2 separate regions of the Homo sapiens genome follow, and region 2 is linked to region 1. Evidence: read pairs that join two places in POLR2A ChIA-PET (ENCODE). Cell type or tissue: Panc1. All regions are shown on one strand. Links, peaks and the distances in the headings refer to the core of each region. The heading gives the core; the rest is flanking DNA.

Evidence for each region. ChIA-PET counts read pairs that join two places held together with the same protein. Peaks named below come from ENCODE experiments on the same cell type or tissue, not always from the same donor. Only the 100,000 strongest peaks of a DNase experiment are listed, where the experiment ranks them.
Region 2: POLR2A ChIA-PET joins it to region 1 with 12 read pairs; 8 of 35 experiments call an interaction of 5 or more read pairs at or near these places.

Annotation. Positions count from the first base shown.
Region 1 is chr11:77,976,319-77,987,326 of GRCh38, forward strand. INTS4 (integrator complex subunit 4) reads right to left here. Exons shown (of 23, transcript NM_033547.4): 3 at 5,141-5,258; 4 at 2,678-2,784. Among named protein-coding and RNA genes, the nearest start is that of INTS4, 13 kb to the right of the region's middle. In Panc1, for the core only: no CTCF peak of the experiment used is centred there; no DNase peak of the experiment used is centred there.
Region 2 is chr11:77,908,470-77,919,477 of GRCh38, forward strand. It overlaps INTS4 (integrator complex subunit 4), which reads right to left. Exons shown (of 23, transcript NM_033547.4): 15 at 10,352-10,509. Among named protein-coding and RNA genes, the nearest start is that of INTS4, 81 kb to the right of the region's middle. In Panc1, for the core only: no CTCF peak of the experiment used is centred there; a DNase peak (open chromatin) is centred at 5,959; H3K27ac peaks cover 270 bases.

The sequences.
Region 1 (11,008 bases), core at 1,754-9,753:
CACACACGTAATCTCGGGCAACATAGCAAGACCTTCGTCTTTTTTTCAAAAAAATAAACAACACAGCCTTTAAAAAAGTCTAGGCCAGGCACTGTGGCTCATGCCTGTGATCCCAGCACTTCAGGAGGTCAAAGTTGGAGGAACACTTGAGCCCAGGAGTTCGAGACCAGCCTAGGCAACACAATGAGACCCTGACTCTATTCTTCTCAGGGATCTAGAACTAGAAATACCATTTGACCCAGCAATCCCATTACTGGGTATATACCCAAAGGATTATAAATCATGATGCTATAAAGACACATGCACATGTATGTTTATTGTGGCACTATTCACAATAGCAAAGACTTGGAACCAACCCAAATGTCCAACAATGATAGACTGGATTAAGAAAATATGGCACATATACACCATGGAATCCTATGCAGCCATAAAAAATGATGAGTTCATGTCCTTTGTAGGGACATGGATGAAGCTGGAAACCATCATTCTCAGCAAACTATTGCAAGGACAAAAAACCAAACACCACATGTTCTCACTCATAGGTGGGACCTGAACAATGAGAACACATGGACACAGGAAGGGGAACATCACACACCAGGGCCTGTTGTGGGGTGGGGGAAGGGGGGAGGGATAGCATTTGGAGATATACCTAATGTTAAATTACGAGTTGATGGGTACAGCACACCAACATGGCACATGTATACATATGTAACTAACCTGCACGTTGTGCACATGTACCCTAAAACTTAAAGTATAATAAAAAAGAAATAAAAAGAATAAAATAAAATAAAAATAAAAATAAATAAATTCTAAATGTTTTCAATTAGTAATTTAGTAATTCTATTTTGATAGTCTGTGTTTCAGAAATAATTTTAAATACGGAAAATATTTTAGACTAACAATATGCCCTGCAGTATTATTTCCAATTAAATAAATGGCTACAATGTAAATTCAGTAATAGGTGAATAGTTAGGTAAAAAGTATGGTTTAATTATTGGACACAATATCACACAGCTATTACAAATTATATTTATAAAACACATACAAGAAAAATACTTATGTTAGCAAAAAAGGAGCAAAATTATATCACAATATCACACAGCCATTACAAATTATGTTTATAAAACACATACAAGAAAAATACTTATGTTAGCAAAAAAGGAGCAAAATTATATGATTACAGCAATGTATTTAAAGAAAAAAAATGGCAAATGATTTGCATACAGAAAAAAAATCAGAAAGCCATATATCAAAAGACAAATAATGATTCCCTTTGGGTACTGAATTATGAATGCATTTTTCTTTACAGTTTTCAGTATCTTTCCGAATTTTCTATGAGTACAAATTATTATAATAAAAAATATATTTAAGTATATAATATAAAATCTTATAGTTAAAAATATATTTAAAGCAGATTTAAGAAACAGTTACTGCAGATATCACAACCCATTCATTATGACAACTCTCAGAAGCAAACTTCACAGATATATATTTCCTCTCACAGGGGAGACGTACTTACTCTCCCACACACATAATCCCTAGTTTTTTCCATTTAAGCTGTTTTTTTTGTTTTTTTGTTTTTTTTTTTAAAGACAGAGTCTCACTCTATCACCCAGACTGGAGTGCAGTGGCTCAATCTCCACTCACATAACCTCCGTCTTGCAGGTTCAAGCGATTCTCCTGCCTCAGCCTCCCTAGTAGCTGGGATTACAGGCAGGCATCACCGTGCCCGGCTAATTTTTTTTGTATTTTTAGTAGAGATGGGGTTTCACCATGTTGGTCAGGCTGGTTTCAAACTCCTGATGTCAAATGATCCGCCCACCTCTGCCTCCCAAAGTGCTGGGATTATAGGTGTGAGCCACCGCACCTGGCCCTATTTAAGCTTTTAGTATTGTACTTGTCAAAGTGTTTTTGGTTTTATGTATGCCTGTTGTTTTAAGATAAATCAAGTAATCTTTCCTGCATCTCTGAGATAGCTTTCTAATTTCAAGAATATAATACTCTAACACAATTCAAATGCATTTGACTTTTTTATATTCTCAAAGTTATCAAAAAGATCCAAAGTAAAATCAATTCTACAGGGTTCTAGGGGTTGCTGTGTATACACAAAGAGGCTAATTAACCTCCAAATTAAATCAAAAGGCACAATTAATGTATTAATACATGTATTTAAAAATCAGAAAAAAAGAACGTACAAAACTTTTCCCATACATTTACTTGTGTATAGTTGGTCTGTTTATTGAAGCAACAAGGCATAATAAAAACAAAACAAGTTTGGGGTCAGAAAAAATACAGTTTATACCCTGGTACTGCAACCTCCTAGCTGTGCAAACTTAGACAAATCAGACTCCATAAATCTTAATTTTCACCTTTGTAAAAGAGAAATAACGGTACTTACTTGAAGGATTGTGAGGACCAAATGAAAAACTGAATACAAAGCACCATAACAAGCAGAGTGCATTATTAGGCACAATATACACAGTAACTATGTACTGTAATTATTTTCATTTGTTTTGAAAGGATGACGAAATACACTTTATAACAAGTGTACTTAACTTTATTCCTAATCCAACACCAAGAGATGAAAAAAATAAGGCAGCTCCTAAAACCATTAATGGTCCTTAGCAGTCCTCAGTTACCAGTTTAGGATGGATCTGAATAGATTTTATACTCTTACCTTGCAGGCCACATCAACTAATCGCATTTGGATAGCTTGATTCTCTGGTAGCTTAGTGCCAATTGCAAGCAAAGTATCCAGCAGTTGAGCTAGGACTTGATGAGACTCTAGAGAGGGAGATAGAAAGTTGGCTTGTAGAATTTCGAAAGGGGTAACTATATAAACTAATTTACTTGGGTAAAGAATGTAGATTGGCTAGGCGCAGTGACTCACAACTGTAATCCCAGCACTTTGAGAAGCCTAGGCAGGAGAATCCCTTGAGCCCAGGAGTTCAAGACGAGCCTGGGCAACATAGGGAGACTCCGTTTCTACAAAAATAAATCTGAAAAAATGAGTCAGCCAGGTGGTGTGCGCCCAGAGTCTCAGCTACTTAGGAGGCCGAGGTAGGAGGACTGCTTGAGCCTCAGAGATCAAGGCAGCAGTGAGCCGTAATCGCGCCACAGCACTCCAGCCTGGGCAACAGAGCGAGACCCAGTCCTAAAAAAACAGAAAAAAAAACAGACTTTTGTCAACTGGGTTCTACTGTGTGATCCTTCATGCCCTCAACTAAAAGCTAAGTTCCTAAAGGGATCATGTTTAAATGTCTGAGTCCTCCACGGGATAGAGTACAGTTCTATATACATAGTGTGCTCCAAAAATGTTTAGTGCTTGACTGATTCAAGAGTTTTTTCACACTAAGAAACAGAAAAAAAAAAAAAAGGCCAGGCACGGTGGTGGCTTATGCCTGTAATCCCAGCACTTTGGGAGGCTGAGGCGGGCAGATCATGAGGTCAGGAATTCGAGACCAGCCTGACCAACATGGTGAAACACCATCTCTACTAAAAACACAAAAAATAGCCAGGCATGGTGGCACGTGCCTGTAATCCCAGCTACTCAGGAGGCTGAGGCAGGAGAATCGCTTGAACCCGGGAGGCGGAGGTTGCAGTGAGCCGAGATCGCTCCACTGCACTCCAGCCTAGGCGACAGAGCAAGACTCCATCTCAAAAAAAAAAAAAAAAAGAAGAAACAGAAAAAAAAAAAAGTTTTCCATTGCCTTCAAGATAAAGTCCAAATATCCTAGAAGGCATATAATACATACATACCAGGCCTTCCATGTTGTCTACCCTTGCCTATCTTTCTAGCTTCATCTTTTTCAGGTCTCCTTTAACACTCTTTTTTCCAACTACTTATAATTACATGCCCCCTATCTTTGCTCAGGCTAACTTCTCTAAGTAGAATGCCTTCCCCCACACCTGACTCCATTCTTGACCCCACTCCCCACTGAACACCTAGTTATCCTTAAAATGTCACCTCTCATGTAGCTACCATAAGAATTTTCCATGGGAAAAAATGATACTTCTGTACTGAAGCAATGCTATTGTTTTGGTGCTTGTATTTATTTTTTTATTTTAATTTATTTTTTGAGACAGCGTCTCGCTCTGTCACCCAGGCTGAAATGCAGTGGCATGATCATGGCTCACTGCAGCCTCAATCTCCTAGGCCCAAGAAGTCCTCACATTTTAGCCTCCCAAGCAGCTGGGATAAAGGTGTGAGCAACCATGTTTGGCTAATTTTTTAATATTTTGTAGAGACAAGATCTAATTATGTTGCCCAGACTGGTCTCAAATTCCTGGGCTCAAGGGATCCTCCCACCTCGACCTCCCAAAGTTTTGGTATTACAGGCCTAGCCTAACCTGTGCCTAGCCTGTTTTAGTGCTTTTAAAAATGTGTCTTGGCCGGGCACAGTGGCTCACGCCTGTAATTCCAGCACTTTGGGAGGCTGAAGTGGGTGGATCACAAGGTCAGGAGATCAAGACCATCATGGCTAACATGGTGAAACCCTGTCTCTACTAAAAATACAAAAAAAATCAGCCAGGGCGTGGTGGCAGGCACCTGTAGTCCCAGCTACTTGGGAGGCTGAGGCAGGAGAATGACGTGAACCCGGGAGGCAGAGCTTGCAGTGAGCCGAGATCGTGCCACTGCACTCCAGCCTGGGAGACAGAGCGAGACTCCGTTAAAAAAAAAAAAAGTTTCTTGATGGAACGAGTACTGTATGTTCAGTTACAGGTTTCAGTGTAAGCTGAAATAATCCTTTTAGAAAGCAATAGGGTAATATATAGCAAGGGTCATTAACATGTTTGGACTTCTGGACTCCAGCCTGGAGTCAGGCTGCTCAATATATCAAGGCCCTGCCTCAAAACAAAAAACAAACAAGCAAAAAAAAAAAAAAAAAAAGGGACAATAATGTCTATATCATATGTAAACTACCTCAAATATATGGTAGGTACCTGGCCAATAAATGACAGCTATTAAGAGATAAAACTGTATTTCTACTCTAATGTAAATATGTATATATGGTTTCATTAAATTATCCTCAAATTCCTCTTCAATAACAATCAACACAACAAAATTTTGTCCTAAATTCTATACAAAAAGAACTAAATATTTCTGCTCTGACTATAGAGCTTTTAAATTGCAACTTACTTTCATTCTGCAGGATGTTGATGGCATCATCCATAATGCAGTCTGGTGAAAATCCTGCTGTCTTTGATAATAAACCCAACAATGATGCAATTTTCAGTCTCACAGATGGATCATTCTCCTGGAAAAAAAGAAGCAATTGTCACTTTGATGCTTTACACTTAGCTAACCAACAAACAGGAACATGGAAAACTAACATCCCAAAAGAGATTCAATGATCCAAGTATTCTATGGCATCATTTCTGAAAAATTAATTTTATATACTTCTGGAGAGACAGCTTTCTTTTATTTATTTATTTATTTATTTATTTATTTATTTATTTTTGAGATGGAGTTTTAATCTGTTGCCCAGCCTGGAGTGCAGTGCGTGATCTTGGCTCAATGCAACCTCTGCCGGGGAGACAGCTTTCTCAGTTGATACATTACATCCAAATACTGCAAAGTGAATGAGAACTTTTCTATGCCATTCTGATGTCATTATCTTCTAATAAAAAACGTGCCACTGGCATTAAAAGCACCTGACCTCCACTGAGTAGTCATGTTAGACACAAGTCAGAGCAACTTGCACCAACAACTGGGTATACAACATTGCTGCCAGTACCACTGCTTTTGGAGTCCCTGGAAAGTGAGTGTTGCAGCTACCACTGCTATCACCAGAAAGAATCTTTCATTCTACCTGTCTTTTTTTTTTTTTTTTTTTGAAACAGGGTCTCACTGTCTCCCAGGTCAGAGTGCAGTGGCGCCATCATGGCTAACTAGAGCCTTGACCTCCTGAGCTCAAGTGAACCTCCAACCTCAGCCTCCCAAGTAGCTGGGACTACAGATACATGCTACCACACCTGGCTACTTTTTTTTAATTTTTAGTAGAGATGAGCTTTTGCTTTGTTGCCCAAGTTGGTCTCAAACTCCTGAGCTCAAGCAATCCTCCTGCCTTGGCTTCCCAAAATGCTGGAATTACAGGTGTGAGCCACCACGCTCAGCCCTACCTGCTTTTTTGAATCACCAGATCCTGATTAGAAGTCTGGAGGAGGCAAGTGTGACTGTCTGAGTGTAAGTCTTGTGCCTGGGCCCCAGCTGCAGGGGAGACTGACAAAGAAATAGTCTGGCTGTTTTAGCTTAGAGAGAGGGAGGTGGTCTCTAATGGGCACCAAAATTCCTGTGGTGAGAAATTTCCTCCAAAGACAAACAGGAATGCTCTCTTGTTCACTGCCATATCTCAAGAATATAGCACAATACCTGACACTGAAAAGATCAATAAATATATGTGAAATGAGAGGAAAAAAAGTACCTAACCAGTGCTGAGAATAGATCATCTTTCTATACTAAAGACAAAATTACTTAAGTGTATGCTCAAAGGATAAGGTGCTTTTCAAATAAGACCAACTCCCTGCCTCCTATATTCAGTTTCTAAGGAGGTCACCAGGCACAATAAGGAGGCCTAAAGCAGGAGAAGGGGCAATAGATACAGCGTTGGAAGATCTAAAATCCTGGCATGCTATGCCACTTATTATGCACATAACTTTAGAAAAGTCACTTTCTTGGGAACTTACCTTAAGGTGTGAAGTGAAGCAGAAAGAGAAAGGGCTTTGAAATTAGCCAGATGTAGGTGTGAAGCCTGGATTCACTACACAACAGCTGTATGTCTTAAACAATTAACCTCTCTGAGCCTTATCTGTGAAATGGGGGTAATAACCTCAGAGGGCTACTGAGAGGAAAATTACTAGCACAAAAATGGGCATATAGTAAGCAGTCAAATAACAGTTCCTTGATCTTTATTATTTTCTTCCTTCTACTAAGTTTGGGTTTAGTTTGCTGTTTTTCTAGTTTTGTTTTGTTAAATAATAGAGACAGGGTCTCACTATGTTGCCGGTTTGGTTTTGAACTCCTGGGCTCCTGCCTAGGCCTCCCAAAGTGCTGGGATTACACGTGTGAGTCACCATGCCCCAGTCTTCTTCTAGTTCTTTAAGTTGTAAAGTTAGATTCTTGATTTGAAATTAGTAACAGAATATATTAACAATTCCAAAACTGAACAAGAGAAACAACCCAAATCAAAACTGGGCAAAGAACTTGAATAGACATTTCTCCAAAGAAGATATACAAATGGCCAAATAAACACATGAAAAGAGGCTCAACATCACTAATCATTACAGAAATGCAAATCAAAACTACAATGAGACACCATCTCATACTCGTTAAGATGGCTACTATCAAAAAACAGAAAACAAGTGTTGGCGAGGATGTAGAGAAATTAGAATCTTTGTGACCTGCTGGTGGGGATGTAAAACAGCAAAGCCACTGTGGAAAACAGTATGATGGAAATCGCTTCTGGGCCTTTTGGCTAAGATCAAGTGTAGGAAAACAGTATGGTGGCTCCTCAAAAAATTAATAATAGAATTACATATGATCCAGCAATTCCACTTTTGGGTATATACTCAAAAAAATTTAAAGCAGGGTCTTGAAGAAATATTTGGACAAATATGTTCATAGCAGCATTATTCACAACAGCTAAAATGTGGAAGCAATGCAAGTATCCATTGGCAAATGAAAAGATAAGCAAAATATGGTATATACACATAATGGAATATTATTTAGCCTTAAAAAAGAAGGAAATTCTGACATAGCCTAACACATGGATAAACCTAGAGGATATTATGCTAAGTGAAAAAAGCCAGGCACAAAAAGACAAATACTTTATAATTCCACTTATATGAGGTACTTAGAGCAGTTGAAATCACGGAGACAAAATGTAGAATGAGACCGGGCACAGTGGCTCACATCTGTAATCCCAACACCTTGGGAGGCCAAGGCAGGCAGATCACCCTACGTCAGGAAGTTTGAGACCAGACTGACCAACATGGCAAAACCCTGTCTCTACCAAAAATACAAAAATTAGGCAGGCATGGTGGTGCACGCCTATAGTCCCAGCTACTCGGGAGGCCGAGGCAGGAGAATCACTTGAACACAGGAGGCAGAAGTTGCAGTGAGCTGAGATCACGCCACTGCACTCCAGCCTGGGTGACAGAGTGAGACTCTGTGTCAAAAAATGAAAAAAAAAAAAAGGTAGATGGTGGTTGCCAGGGGCTGGAGGTGGGGGTGATGGAGGATTACTGTTTAATGGGGAAAGAGTTTCAGTTTTACAAGATGAAAAGAGTTCTGGAGATGGATGGTGGTGATGGCTGCATAACAATATGAATGTACTTAACACACATGAACTGCACACTTAAAATGGTTAAGATAATAAATTTTAATTGTTACCACAATTAAGAAATGATTAGCCAGGCATGGTGGCACATGCCTATAGTTCCAGCTACTTAGGAGGCTGAGGTGAGAGGATTGCATAAGCCTGGGAGGTGGAGGTTTCAGTGAACCATGATAGCACCACTGCACTCCAGCCTGGAGTGAGACCTTGTTAGGAAAAAAAAGGGAAAAAAGGGGGGGAAAAGAAAATAAATGTAAATGAAAAAAAAAAAAAAGCAGATAAGAGAGCATCTGACCTAGTGACATTCCTTATCCATTTGGATACTTTACTCAAGTTCTTTTACTTTCTGAAATAATCCCTTAGCACTCCTTCTACTATGACACATAAATGATCTCCTTCACACCTGAGCTAAAAACAGAATTACCTCCAGGGAAGCCTTCTCTAATAATTGTTTCTTCTGACCATTAAAACTGTCTTGGTTCAGGCTTTCATCACCTTTCCCCAAACTTACAGTCTTCTAATTGGTCACTCTAACTCCAGTCCATCCAATTCCTTTATCCTCCATACTTCCCCTCAGAGTGACATTTCTAAAACAAAAACTGACAAGGTAGAATACAAGGCCCTTTAGAATCAGATGCCTTCCAAATCTTCTGGTCTTATCTCTTGATGAGCTCCCAACCTAAAATCTGCACCAGCCAAACTAGCTGCATTTCTTCTAATGTGATAGCCTGTCTCACATCTCCATGCCCATGTTCACGGTTGCTCACAACTAAAATGTCTTTCCCCCTGTCTTCCAACTGGCCAAAATCTATTTCTAGGACTTTTCTCAAGCATCGCTACCACTCTATAATGCATTTCTGGATCCCTGCTTCCAATAATTAATCGCCCCCTTCTTTGAGGCCATATCATAACCTACCCCAGATTTCATAAGACCTGAAACACTGTATTGTTATTAATTCATTTCTTATTTACTCAAGACTCAGATCAGGGATTACATCATCTACATCTCTATTACCAACATGAAGCACAAAGCCTGGCACAGAGTAAGTATTCAGACATGCTGAGCAAATGAAAAAATAAGCAAATGGAAAACTTTAGCACTTACTATCTACATACTACATATATGGTCTGCCGACTACACTGCTAGCCCCTAAAGGACAAAGAACATATCTCACAGCTCTGCATCCTCCATAGCTACTAGCACAGTAGCATAAGTGAAGAATCAATCATGTGAAATAAGTTCAGATACTAATGCCTGATCACAAAAAAAAAGTAGGAAAAAGCAGAAGCCAGAGTAGTTTTATCCACTAAAATATTAACATAAAATACCACATTTCTGGATAGAACAGAAGAAAGGGTAAAAAACACTATGGTCAACAATCTAGAACTGGGTCCATCTGGCATCCCTCCTCATTTCCTTAGGAGCTAGGGTCCACTTGATTAATGCATGCAGCATGGACTGGTTAAAGTGCTTGAGATCTGACATCAGAACACCTGAGTTAAATTTTGCTTTTAGACATGACAAAAGATTATGTTTTTTAAGAGTCTTCGCCACATTTATGCAGCCAACAGACACATGAAAAAATGCTCACCATCACTGGTCATCAGAGAAATGCAAATCAAAACCACAATGAGATACCATCTCACATCAGTTAGAATGGCAATCATTAAAAAGTCAGGCAACAACAGATGCTGGAGAGGATGTGGAGAAATAGGAACACTTTTACACTGTTGGGAGTGTAAATTAGTTCAACCATTGTGGAAGAGAGTGCGGCAATTCCTCAAGGATCTAGAACTAGAAATACCATTTGACCCAGCAATCCCATTACTGGGTATATACCCAAAGGATTATAAATCATGCTACTATAAAGATACATGTGCACGTATGTTTATTGCGGCACTATTCACAAGAGCAAAGACTTGGAAGTAACCCAAATGTCCACCAACGATAGACTGGATTAAGAAAATGTGGCACATATACACCATGGAATACTATGCAGCCATAAAAAAGGATGCGTTCATGTCCTTCGCAGGGAAATGGATGAAGCTGAAAACCATCCTTCTCAGCAAACTATCACAAGGACAGAAAACCAAACACCGCATGTTCTCACTCATAGGTGGGAATTGAACAGTGAGAACACTTGGACACAGGGCGGGAAACATCACACACCGGGGCCTGTTGGGGAGTGGGGGGCTGGGGGAGGGATAGCATTAGGAGAAATACCTAAAGTAAATGATGAGTTAATGGGTGCAGCAAGCCAACATGGCACATGTATACACATGTAACAAACCTGCACGTTGTGCACATGTGCCCTAGAACCTAAAGTATAATAATAAAAAAAGAGTCTTCACCACTTAAAGATATAAATCAAAATTTATGATTAAAATAATATGATGCCAGGAATTTATTTTCATAAGAATCTGGTGGAGAAGGTGAGGGTAAAGAAGTAGAAGTGGATTGGGGAAGAGGGAAAATGAAACAAGTTTGGCCACAAAATGATAATTTTTGAAGCCAGGTAATGGGTACATGGGAATTAATTAAACTATTCTCTTTACTTACATAGTATATATCTGAAATGTTCCATAACAAAAGGTTTTTTAAAAAAAAAACCCAAGTTCAAATCCATACCTTCCATTTACTAGCTGGGTGACCTTGGATACTAAACAGCTCT
Region 2 (11,008 bases), core at 1,535-9,534, 68 kb before region 1:
AGACGCACACCAGCACACCCAGCTAATTTTTGTATTTTTAGTAGAGACAGGGTTTCACCATGTTGGCCAGGCTGGTCTCAAGCTCCTGACCTCGTGATCTGCCTGCCTCGGCCTCTCATAGTGCTGGGATTACAGGCGTGAGCCACCGCCCCCGGCCCAAGTAAATATTTTGTAGCCATTAAAATATGGAATGGTTAATAAGGTGTATGATCTCAACTATGTAAAAACTATATAGAGGAGAAAAATACATTGAGGTGGTTTTCTGGATAATGGTAATAGGGTGCTCTTTAGTACCTTCTCCCAACTATGCTTTATTTTCCGAGTTTTTAAGACAATGAACAAGTATTTTTTTGTATCAGAAAAAAACATTATTTTTTAAAAGGTATTATGGTAGACACTGTTGGTTGCCTGTCCAGTTAGCCATTCTCCACTTCTTTATTACTAATTGAACTCTGATTTTGTTCAAGGGAACATGTCCCCAAGCCCAATTCCAAGTAGTATCTGATTGAACTAAGCCAATTAGTGCACATTGTCTGTCTGGATATGTGACCTGAGTTGACCTTATCAGTTCAGTTGAAAGTACTTTATTCCATGCTTACAACAAATTGGTGTGTCTGTCTGTCTCTCGCCGGACTGGGCAAGGATGTTTATAGCCCTGATTGCCATTAGCAGCATACTGTAACTCTAAGGGAAAAACCCTTAAGATAAAGCCAATGCTGAAGACAAGAAAAGTCCAAAGAGAAATAGAGAAACTAGGTCCTCAATGATATAAATAAGCCACTTAATCATACCATATCTCCAATTTCTGGACATCTGGAAAAATATCTTAGTCATGCAACTGCTATAACAAAATATCATAGACTGGGTGGGTTATAAACAACCGAAATTTATTTCTCACAGTTGTATAGGCTGGGAAGTCCAAAATCAAGACACCTACAGATTTGGTTTCTAGTGAGGGCTCATTTCCTCATAGGTTGCACCTTCTACATGTATCTTCATATGGTGGAAGTCACAAACGAGCTCCCTTAGGCCTCTTTTAAAGGTTATTAATCTCATTCATGACCTAATCACCTCCCAAAGACCTCACTTCCTCATAACATCACCTTGGGGTTAGGATTGCAGTATATGAATTTGGGGGAGACATAAACTTTCAGATCATAGCAGGAAATAAATAGCCATTATAAGCTAGCTTGTGAAAAGCATCCTAACTGGATATAAGTATAGACACAATGACTGTAACCATATGAAAACATATCTGCCTATAGTAAGAAATTAGAAAGTGTCATACACAAATAAAATAGTTGTGCTAGAATTATTGGTGATTTAAAACATTTAGTTTTCATATTTATGCAGCCAAAAGACACATGAAAAAATGCTCATCATCACTGGCCATCAGAGAAATGCAAATCAAAACCACAGTGAGATACCATCTCACACCAGTTAGAATGGCTATCATTAAAAAGTCAGGAATCAACACGTGCTGGAGAGGATGTGGAGAAATAGGAACACTTTTACACTGTTGGTGGGACTGTAAACTAGTTCAACCATTGTGGAAGTCAGTGTGGCAATTCCTCAGGGATCTAGAACTAGAAATATCATTTGACCCAGCCATCCCATTACTGGGTATATACCCAAAGGATTATAAATCATGCTGCTATAAAGACACATGCACGCATATGTTTATTGTGGCACTATTCACAATAGCAAAGACTTGGAACCAAGCCAAATGTCCAACAATGATAGACTGGATTAAGAAAATGTGGCATATATACACCATGGAATACTATGCAGCCATAAAAAATGATGAGTTCATGTCCTTTGTAGGGACATGGATGAAGCTGGAAACCATCGTTCTCAGCAAACTATCACAAGGACAAAAAACCAAACACTGCCTGTTCTCACTCATAGGTGGGAATTGAACAATGAGAACACATGGACACAGGAAGGGGAACATCACACCCCGGGGCCTGTTGTGGGGTGGGGGAGGGGGGAGGGATAGCATTAGGAGATATACCTAATGCTAAATGGTGAGTTAATGGGTGCAGCACACCAACATGGCACATGTATACATATGTAACTAACCTGCACATTGTGCACATGTACCCTAAAACTTAAAGTATAATAAAAAGAGAAAATGTTTCTTTAAAAAAAAAATTTAGTTTTTTTGAATAGTTAATACATACTTAAGGTATAGCTTTCAAAGGATATACAATTAAATTAAATTAAATTAGTCCCCCTTCCTACGCCTGTGCCCTGTAGCCCTGCCACCCTGTATACCTTCCCAGAGGCAACTACTATTACCAGTTTCTTTTGAATTTTGAGATATGCCATGCATTTACAAAAAGTACTGGTTTTCTTTGCTTTCTTCTTTTTTAGGGGAGGAATGTGAGTGTGTGTGTGTTTGTGTATTACCTAACCATCTCAGCATTCATAGAAAGCTGCCTCATTACTTTTTAATAGCAACATTAAATTCTGAATAGAAATGGAAACTGTGGGAAACCTTAAGGTCTGAGTCACTTGGGAAGCTGTCTGTTTCAGGGCCGGCATAACACATCAGGTTTCACAGTAGCCTGGAAAAAACCGTCCACTGGACTATGACACTTCCTCCCATCTCATGCTCGGCAGGTAACGTTACGATAGTTAACGATGCCTCCTGGGGACTTTGACATCAAGAAGGAGATGCCTACAAAGGGGCAAAGAGTAAATTACTCTCAAAGTGATTGAAGAATTAATGTATGATATATATCACTTCTTATTCGTTTGGGTTGCTTGAACTGGTCCTGGAGGGCCTACCCAAAGTGTGGGAACCCAGCACAATGAAAGCCAAGACCATAGACTAGCTAAGCCCAACTGTGAAGTGTGAGTTTGGTGGCCAGATGGTCTCTTCCTTTCGCTTCTCTGATTTTTCTCTTGCAAGAGACAGCCCTGAAGTATTCTACTTCAGAAGCATTTGTGTTTCCTCTCCAGGAAGATTCTGCCTTCTATGACAATTATACAGAATACAGACCAACTGACTGTACATTAACTAACTGATTCCAAATGTTACTTTATTCCCCTGCCCCGGAATTGTAGCAGTTGTTCTGAAGTGCACAAAACAAGATGTAACCCAATCCAACACAATTAGCCATAAGAAATCTGAACTTCTGTACAAACAAAAATGGAAACTTGTTAGCTCTGGGAAAAATCCTGTGTCCCAGTGTTACCTCTCTTTATCTCTTTATGCTCACAATTCTCAGGAAGCCTCAGTCTAGACATCCATCAGGAGACTATGGGCTCTAATGAGAAAGGTAAACTGAGCACATTCTATGTGCACTGTACTGTGCTGGCTGTTTCCTTACTTGAGCTCACTTAATCCTCACAATATGAATTGCAATTAATCCTATTTCACTGAACAGGAAACTAAAGATCAAAATTTAAGTGGCTTGCCTAAGGTCACAGAATAAACAACAAAACAGGACATGAACTAGACAGAGTCAGCTCTGACTCCAAAAGTATTTTTTTAACCATATCATATTGCATCTCATTTATTTATTTGCTATTAAACTCTTTTCATTTATTTATTAATTACATCAAACACAGATGAGACCAAAACTAATTTAAAACTAGATACGGCTAGGCGCGGTGGCTCACACCTGTAATCCTAGCACTTTAGGAGGCCAAGGTGGGTGGATTGCCTGAGCTCAGGAGTTCGAGACCAGCCTGGGCAACACGGTGATACCCCATCTCTACTAAAATACAAAAAATTAGCCAGGTGTGGTGGAGTGCGCCTGTAGTCCCAGCTATTCAGGATGCTGGGGCAGGAGAATTGCTTGAACCTGGGAGGCAGAGGTTGCCGTGAACCGAGATTGCACCACTGCACTCCAGCCTGAACGACAGAGGGAGACTCCATCTCCAAAAAAAAAAAAAAACAGCTGGATACACTGGGCCACTTTTCTTTAGATGCTATCAGGCAGAGCAAAACAGTTCCTCCCAGGAACACACACATTAGCAATCTATATGATGCCACTATGCCACTATGTGTAAACACATTTACATATAGTGATTCTTTTTAAGTTTACACAATAGGCTGAATTAATTATTTAAATCACTATTAAAGATAGTCAAAAAGATTCTGGATGTGCAAATCAAATGTAGTTTATTTTTTTCAATCTCTTAGAATCTCTAAAAATCAAATTTATAATTAATGTCTCTTAGTAGCTTAGTAGAGCAAAAAGGAATGTTAGGAAATACAAAATAAACACAAAGTCTTGGTGACCTCTAAAACGCGATCTTTATTCCTGCACCTAGATGATGACAGATTACAAACGTGTATTTCTACTCTTTAATTACGAGACCAGTTCCAATACTACACAATAGGTGCTCTACCTAAAAGACAATAAAAGTTTCAACGCAAAAAGAGGATTTTAAATAATTCAACTAAAAAATCCCATGTTCTTCATTGGTTAGTGTGTAAAAGAATTCCCATCAGAAAAGTAGTATATTTCTTTCTATCTCTGATAAATGAAGCCCCTTCTGTTTCAGGTAATAATGAGCTATTTTACTCCAAAAGAACAATTCTCTATTATGGAACACTTCTAAGGTGATATGGTTCCTGAAACAACACTGTGTATAGCAACAGCACTTTCATGGACTTAACACAAAAATGTAAACTTTGAAAAACAGGAGGTCACTATTCATACTGAGAAATAGCAGACAAATGACTGCAGCATTCCTTAAAAGACAATCCCCTTCAACCCTGCCTGCTAGTGAGTTTAAACATGATTACATTTATAAAATTTGATTTAGTTACAAAATGTCAAGAACATGTCCAGTATGTTAAATAAGCCAGTTAGTTTAAATTTTTTTTTTTTTTTTTTTTTTGAGATGGAGTCTCACTCTGTCGCCCAGGCTGGAGTGCAGTGGCGTGATCTCTGCTCAGCACAAGTTCTGCCTCCCAGGTTCGCACCATTCTCCTGCCTCAGCCTCCCGAGTAGCTGGGACTACAGGCACCCGCCACCACGCCTGGCTAATTTTTTGTATTTTTAGTAGAGATGGGGTTTCATCGTGTTAGCCAGGATGGTCTCGATCTCCTGAGCTCGTGATCCGCCCACCTTGGCCTCCCAAAGTGTTGGGATTACAGGCATGAGCCACTGTGCCCAGCCAGTTAGTTTAAATTTTAAAGCAAACATCCATAAATGTCCAACTATTATCTATGTAACTGATATTCTCAAAATGCTTTTGCCACATATCATTACAATAATCTTCGCAACAGTTCTACAGGTGCAAGCCACAGCATCTGGCTCATAGGTGAGATCTTCATTGGGTTAAATGGCTGTTTGGATTACAAAACAGGGCACTGTGTATGACAGTGAAATTTGTTTTACACTCATACTAACAAATACATGGCTCCAGTCCTCATCAGAGAACCTTCTGTATGAAAGGCTAACATTTCACTCCATAACAACTCAGAAAGTGTAAGTTGTGGAGAACCCCAGGGGTCAACTGATCTAATCTCATGTGATACAGGAATCCCCTGTAAATCACTGCACATCACAGAATATGGATTTTAGAGTTGACAAAGCTGAACTCAAATCCTGCTTCTGCCTCTTCTTAGCAAATTACTTCATGTCTGCAATGATGGTTGTAAAACATCGCAGGTGCCCTCAGTGCTATGGTCCATCTGCTTCCCTTTCCAGATTTTTCACCATCCTGCCTATGCTCCTGAATACACACTCAAGCTAGAAACACAGAGCCCCAAACTTAGGACAGTGATCTGGCCGGCCACTGCCTAGCAAGACTATCATCTCAGGAAACCCAGACCATGAAGGCGAGTACCTTCTAAGAGCCAGCACTGCAGCTGATCACCAAATTGGCTAGCTTTTGTGCCTTTTGCACTTGCTTTAGTGCCAACAGGATAAAACTGTCAAGGACAAAATCTAAATGTTTATTTAGGTGGGGATGAGTCAGGAAGTAGACTGTATTTTACTGGGCTCAGGGCCAACAACCTCATTCAGTGGCCTCCAAAACTAAACACTTTGTTGAGGGAGAAGAGAAATCGCTTCACAAGAGGTATAGAAAGGACTGGAATCTCCGCTTACAGAGCTGTGGACTGCCCAGAGCTTACAGCAGGGTCAGCAAATTTTTTCTGTAAAAGGTCAAATAGTAAATATGTTAGCTTTTACAGGCCGTATGGTCTCTGTGGCAACTACTCAACTCTGTGATTGTAGCATGAAAGCAACTATAGACAATACCTAAACAAATGAGCGTGGGTGTGCTTCAATCAGATCTTACATACAAAAGCAGGCAACAGGCCAGCTTTGGTCCACAGGCTGTAGTCTGGGGACTCCTAGTTTAGAGTACTGTTACTGGCACATCACAGGCACACAATAAATATCAAGTATATGATTCAATGTACAGTGGCAAGAGAACAAACTGCCATGCTAAAATCATTTCAACCTAAAAAATAATTCAGTTTTCCCTATCTTTTATTGTTACTGATTACAGTGATGGTATTCAGGTGAACACTCTGCCATTTGGAATATCATTTAGGCTTAGCCTGTGCAGCTAATGCAGCTTCTTCACACCACACAGCCATCTTTGACATATTTCAACTTGTTAACGATTCATGTTCTGCAGCCCTTTTGGCTGATGCTATCACTGCAAAGCAGTGATATGTGTGAGTCCATTCATTACGGTAACAAGCTTTCACTCAAGCTTTGTTTCTTGCAGTATCTATCATTTCTAGTGTGATCTCCTCCACTGATTTTTAAAAATCCAGTCAACAGTAGGATTTTCTTGTTGAACTGTGAAGGCCTGTGCTAGGTAGGGACTTTGTGAATCATCCCTGCTTGGGTCCCAGAGCTACTGGGGGGCCCATCACTGGAGTGGCTGGTGAGACCCTCCAGGGCATGAGAGTTGCTATGGGCCTCTGTGTGGCTTCTAGAGGCTTCCCAGGGGCACAAAGACTAAGTGACCCAGGTGGAAGCTCAGGAGGCTCACGCTGGACACATGCTGCACACTCTGGCTCTCCTGTGGCTGCAGCTGCACCCACCTACCCAGCATTCTCCCCACGACCTGTCCAGCCCAAGCCCACGGCACTCCCAGGGGAGCCCAGGACACCCTCAACTTTTTATTGGATTACTAGAGTATCAGACCACCCATTTATCTCTCAGTTCCTCACTCCCACCCCTGCACCCAGCAAGTCACCAAGTCCCCCAGGTGAGTAAACTGGAGCTAACAGCAGTTGGTACTTATGGCATATACTGGATTTGGCTCACTCACTCGTGGTATTCCTATCTTCATCTACTGTATCTTCCTAGACTACATAAGCTGCAAAGTTAAAAACTGCATTTCTCAGATTCCCTTGAGCTAGGTTCCAGACATGATTTATTATCAGTCAATCAAACACATTCGCATGAGTTTTGCATAGGGAATAATGTTAAGTGGGAAGAAAGGCAGAATGCAAGACATGGTTCTGGAGCCAGCAGCTTTATTGGTAGCATCCTGACTCAATAGGCAGCTTTCCTGATCATAGCAGGAACATCAGCCTCCTTGGTGGCCCACTCATTGTGTGGCTCTGGAAATCATTCCTGGATATTCCACCTAGTCTGTTTCTTTAGCCTTCCCAACAACTCTGTGAGCCATGTAACATTCTGTAATAAATTTCTTTCTGCTTAAATTAGTTAAAAGCCTCTTTTGTTTTCTGCAAATGAACCCTGAGCAATAAACTTGACTAAGATCAAACAACTACAAGTCATGTGTTGTTTAACGATGGAGATACATTCTGAGACATACACTGTTATGTGATTTTGTCTCACAAACATCATAGAGTATATTTACACAAATCTAAATGGTATAGCCTACTACACACCTAGGCTATATGGTATAGTCTGTTGCTCCTAGGCTACAAATCTGTACAGCATGTTACTGTACTAAAGACTGTAGGCAACTGTAACACTGGTTACAATGGTAAATATTGGTAAATATGGTAAACAATGGTAAATATCTGTATATCTAAACATCAAAAAGGTACAGTAAAAATATAATCATGGGACCACCACAACGTTGTTATTCAGTGCATGACTGTATTAGCTCAGACGTTAAACAAAATGAGTCTGCCCTCAAAGCTCCATTCACTCAATCACTATACTACACCACTGCAGTTCTGGGAGGCTGTTCTCCCTCAGGTCTCCCAGCTCTTCTAATGTCTGCTGAAGTTGGAACTGTCTTCTGCACATGGACTACGAAACTGACATGCTCAGTTATCATTTCATACTAGCTAAAGGATCTTCTCCTTTGTGAAGCATCCCTCACCACCACTACCGTGATGGGTCGGGGACTTTCATCTGTTTTTCCACAGCATCTATGCTTCTCTTCACTGTATCATTTATCAAATTGATGATTTCTGGGTCCTGTAATAAACAGTGAGTACCTTAAGAACAAATGTCATTTCTTATTTCTCTCTACCCTCAGCAACTGGCTTATTAGAATAAACAAATAGTTAATGCTGCTAAGTGAATGAATGACCTAATATAATGGGAAAACATAACTTGGAGGATGGTTCAGTTGGCTGGCTTTATAACATGTTAAGATGCAATAATGGACAGGAAAGCATGAACAAAGTACAAAGCGCTGTTATCCACCATCATAAGTCTTTGTCTATATCCATCTTGTCTACATGGGCTCTCTAAGGGCAGAATCCTAGCTAGCTGATCTGTATCTAGCACAGAGCTTGTTTCTTAGTGTATGGAATGAAATCATCCACTAAAAATTATTAATTGAATGTGGCTGGTACCAAATACTCTTCCGGGCAGATCAAAAGAGATCTCAACTAAGATACAAATTATATAATATAATATTTTTCCTTCTTTCTTTTTTTTTTTTGAGATGGAGTCTCACTCTGTTGCCCAGACTGGAGTGCAGTGGCGCAATCCTGGCTCACTGCAAGCTCTGCCTCCCGAGTTCAAGCGATCCTTGTGCCTCAATCTCCCAAGTAGCTGGGATTACAGGCGCGTGCCACCACACCTGGCTAATTTTTGTATTTTTAGTAGAGATGGGGTTTCACTCAACGGGGCTGGTCTTGAACTCCTAGCCTCAAGTGATCCTCCCGCCTCAGTCTCCCAAAGTGCTGGGATTACAGGCATGAGCCACTGCACCTGGCCGATATAATATTTTTCTCTTTTAAGAGCAAACAATAAAGAATTTAAACTCATTTGCTTTTAGCAAAAGCAGTACTGTTTGCTCCTCAAAGATATAATTTTTTAATCTTTTAAGAGCAAACAATACTGCTTTTGCTAAAAGCAAATGAGTTTAAATTTTTTTCATATCATTCAGGCCATTTTGAGGAAGGTCTGGCAGAGCCTTTTGGTTGTTCCCCAATATCTTTCTCCCATTCTTCCTGAGTATTAGAGTCATCGCATGTAAACCAGGCATTAGTCACCCAGAATAAAGACTGCATGTCCTCGCTCCTTGAAGTGAGAGATGGCCATGTGACTTAAGTTCTAGTCAATGGAATGCAAGTAAAATTAGAGTGTACAACTTTTGGGAAGTGTCTTTAAACAAACCACAGGGTGGAGATGATACCTTTCTCTTCCTGTTTCCTTTTCCCCACAGGATGGAATACAGGGGGCACAGTTAGATCTGAATTGTTAAGCAGAGGCTGCTTGATGCAGAAGATGAAGACAGAAGAAAGAATGAGCCTAGGCCGGGCACAGTGGCTCACGCCTGTAATTCCAGCACTTTGGGAGGCCGAGGCGGGAGGATCACTTGAGCTCAGGAGTTTGAGACCAGCCTGGCCACCATGGTGAAACCTCGACTCTACAAAAAAAAAAAAGCCAAAATTAGCCAGGTGTGGTGGCATATGCCTGTGGTCCCAGCTACTTGGGAGGCTGAAGTGGGAGAATCACTTGCAGTGAGCTGATATTATGCCACTGCACTCCAGCCTGGGTGACAGGGTGAGACCCTGTCTCAAAAAAAAAAAAAAAAAAAAAAAAGAGCAAGCCTAGATCCCTGATGGTCATCTCAGCCCTGTCCTGCCTATGAGAAAGAATTAAACTTTGCTCCTGTTTTAGCCACTGTTACTTTGCATTTTGGTCACTCATCCTAATATATAAAATTAAAAAACTAAAAACAGGTTCTTTGTAACTATTTCTGTTGTGTACTAATCATCAATCGAGTCATGAATATAAAGAGCTCTTTTAAAAAATATGTTCAAACCACAATCTAATCCAAATATAAACAGACCATAAAACCGTGTGTGAATGTAGACCAATAAAGTCAGAATATCAAGCCTAGTAACCAACACCAGAATTCAGAACAGTCAAGCTGAGTGTAACAGCACTAACTCTGTCAGATGAAGGGATGATTACCCTACCTGATGGTGAATTCCAGCAGCTCCTGGGCTCCCTGAGGGTCCAAGTGCTGAAGACTATACACTCTTTCAAGGCTCTGCTGCAGGAACTGCTGGGAAGGATCCTCTTGAGGTATGATGCTGGGAGAAACAGCTGATGACACCAGTTTTCTACCTGGTAACTAAGCAGAGTGGGATTACAGAGTCATTAAGTTTGGTGGCTCAGCTTTTGGTAACACACACACAAACACATAAAAGCACATTAAAAACGTGAGCTAAACAAAACAAAGGGGAAAAAAGGCTAGGATATTCTATAAATAACATTTCTCCCCTTCCTCAGCAACATTGGGAGTTAAAGAGAAAGAGACAAAATGCAAACATGGTCTACCCAATACAGCCACAGCTGCCAGGAGAAAAACAGAAAGATATAATATTTTCTATTGCTAACTGAAATAAATGGGCCAACCCTAGGAAGGAGACTAAAAATTGAACTGTTGTTACATTTTTTTTTTTAGACAGAGTTTCACTCTTGTTGCCCAGAGTGCAATGGTACCATCTCGGCTCACTGCAACCTCCGCCTCCCAGGTTCAAGCGATTCTCTTGCCTCAGCCTCCTGAGTAGCTGGGATTAGAGGTGGCCGCCCCCACACCCAGCTAATTTTGTATTTTTAGTAGAGACAGG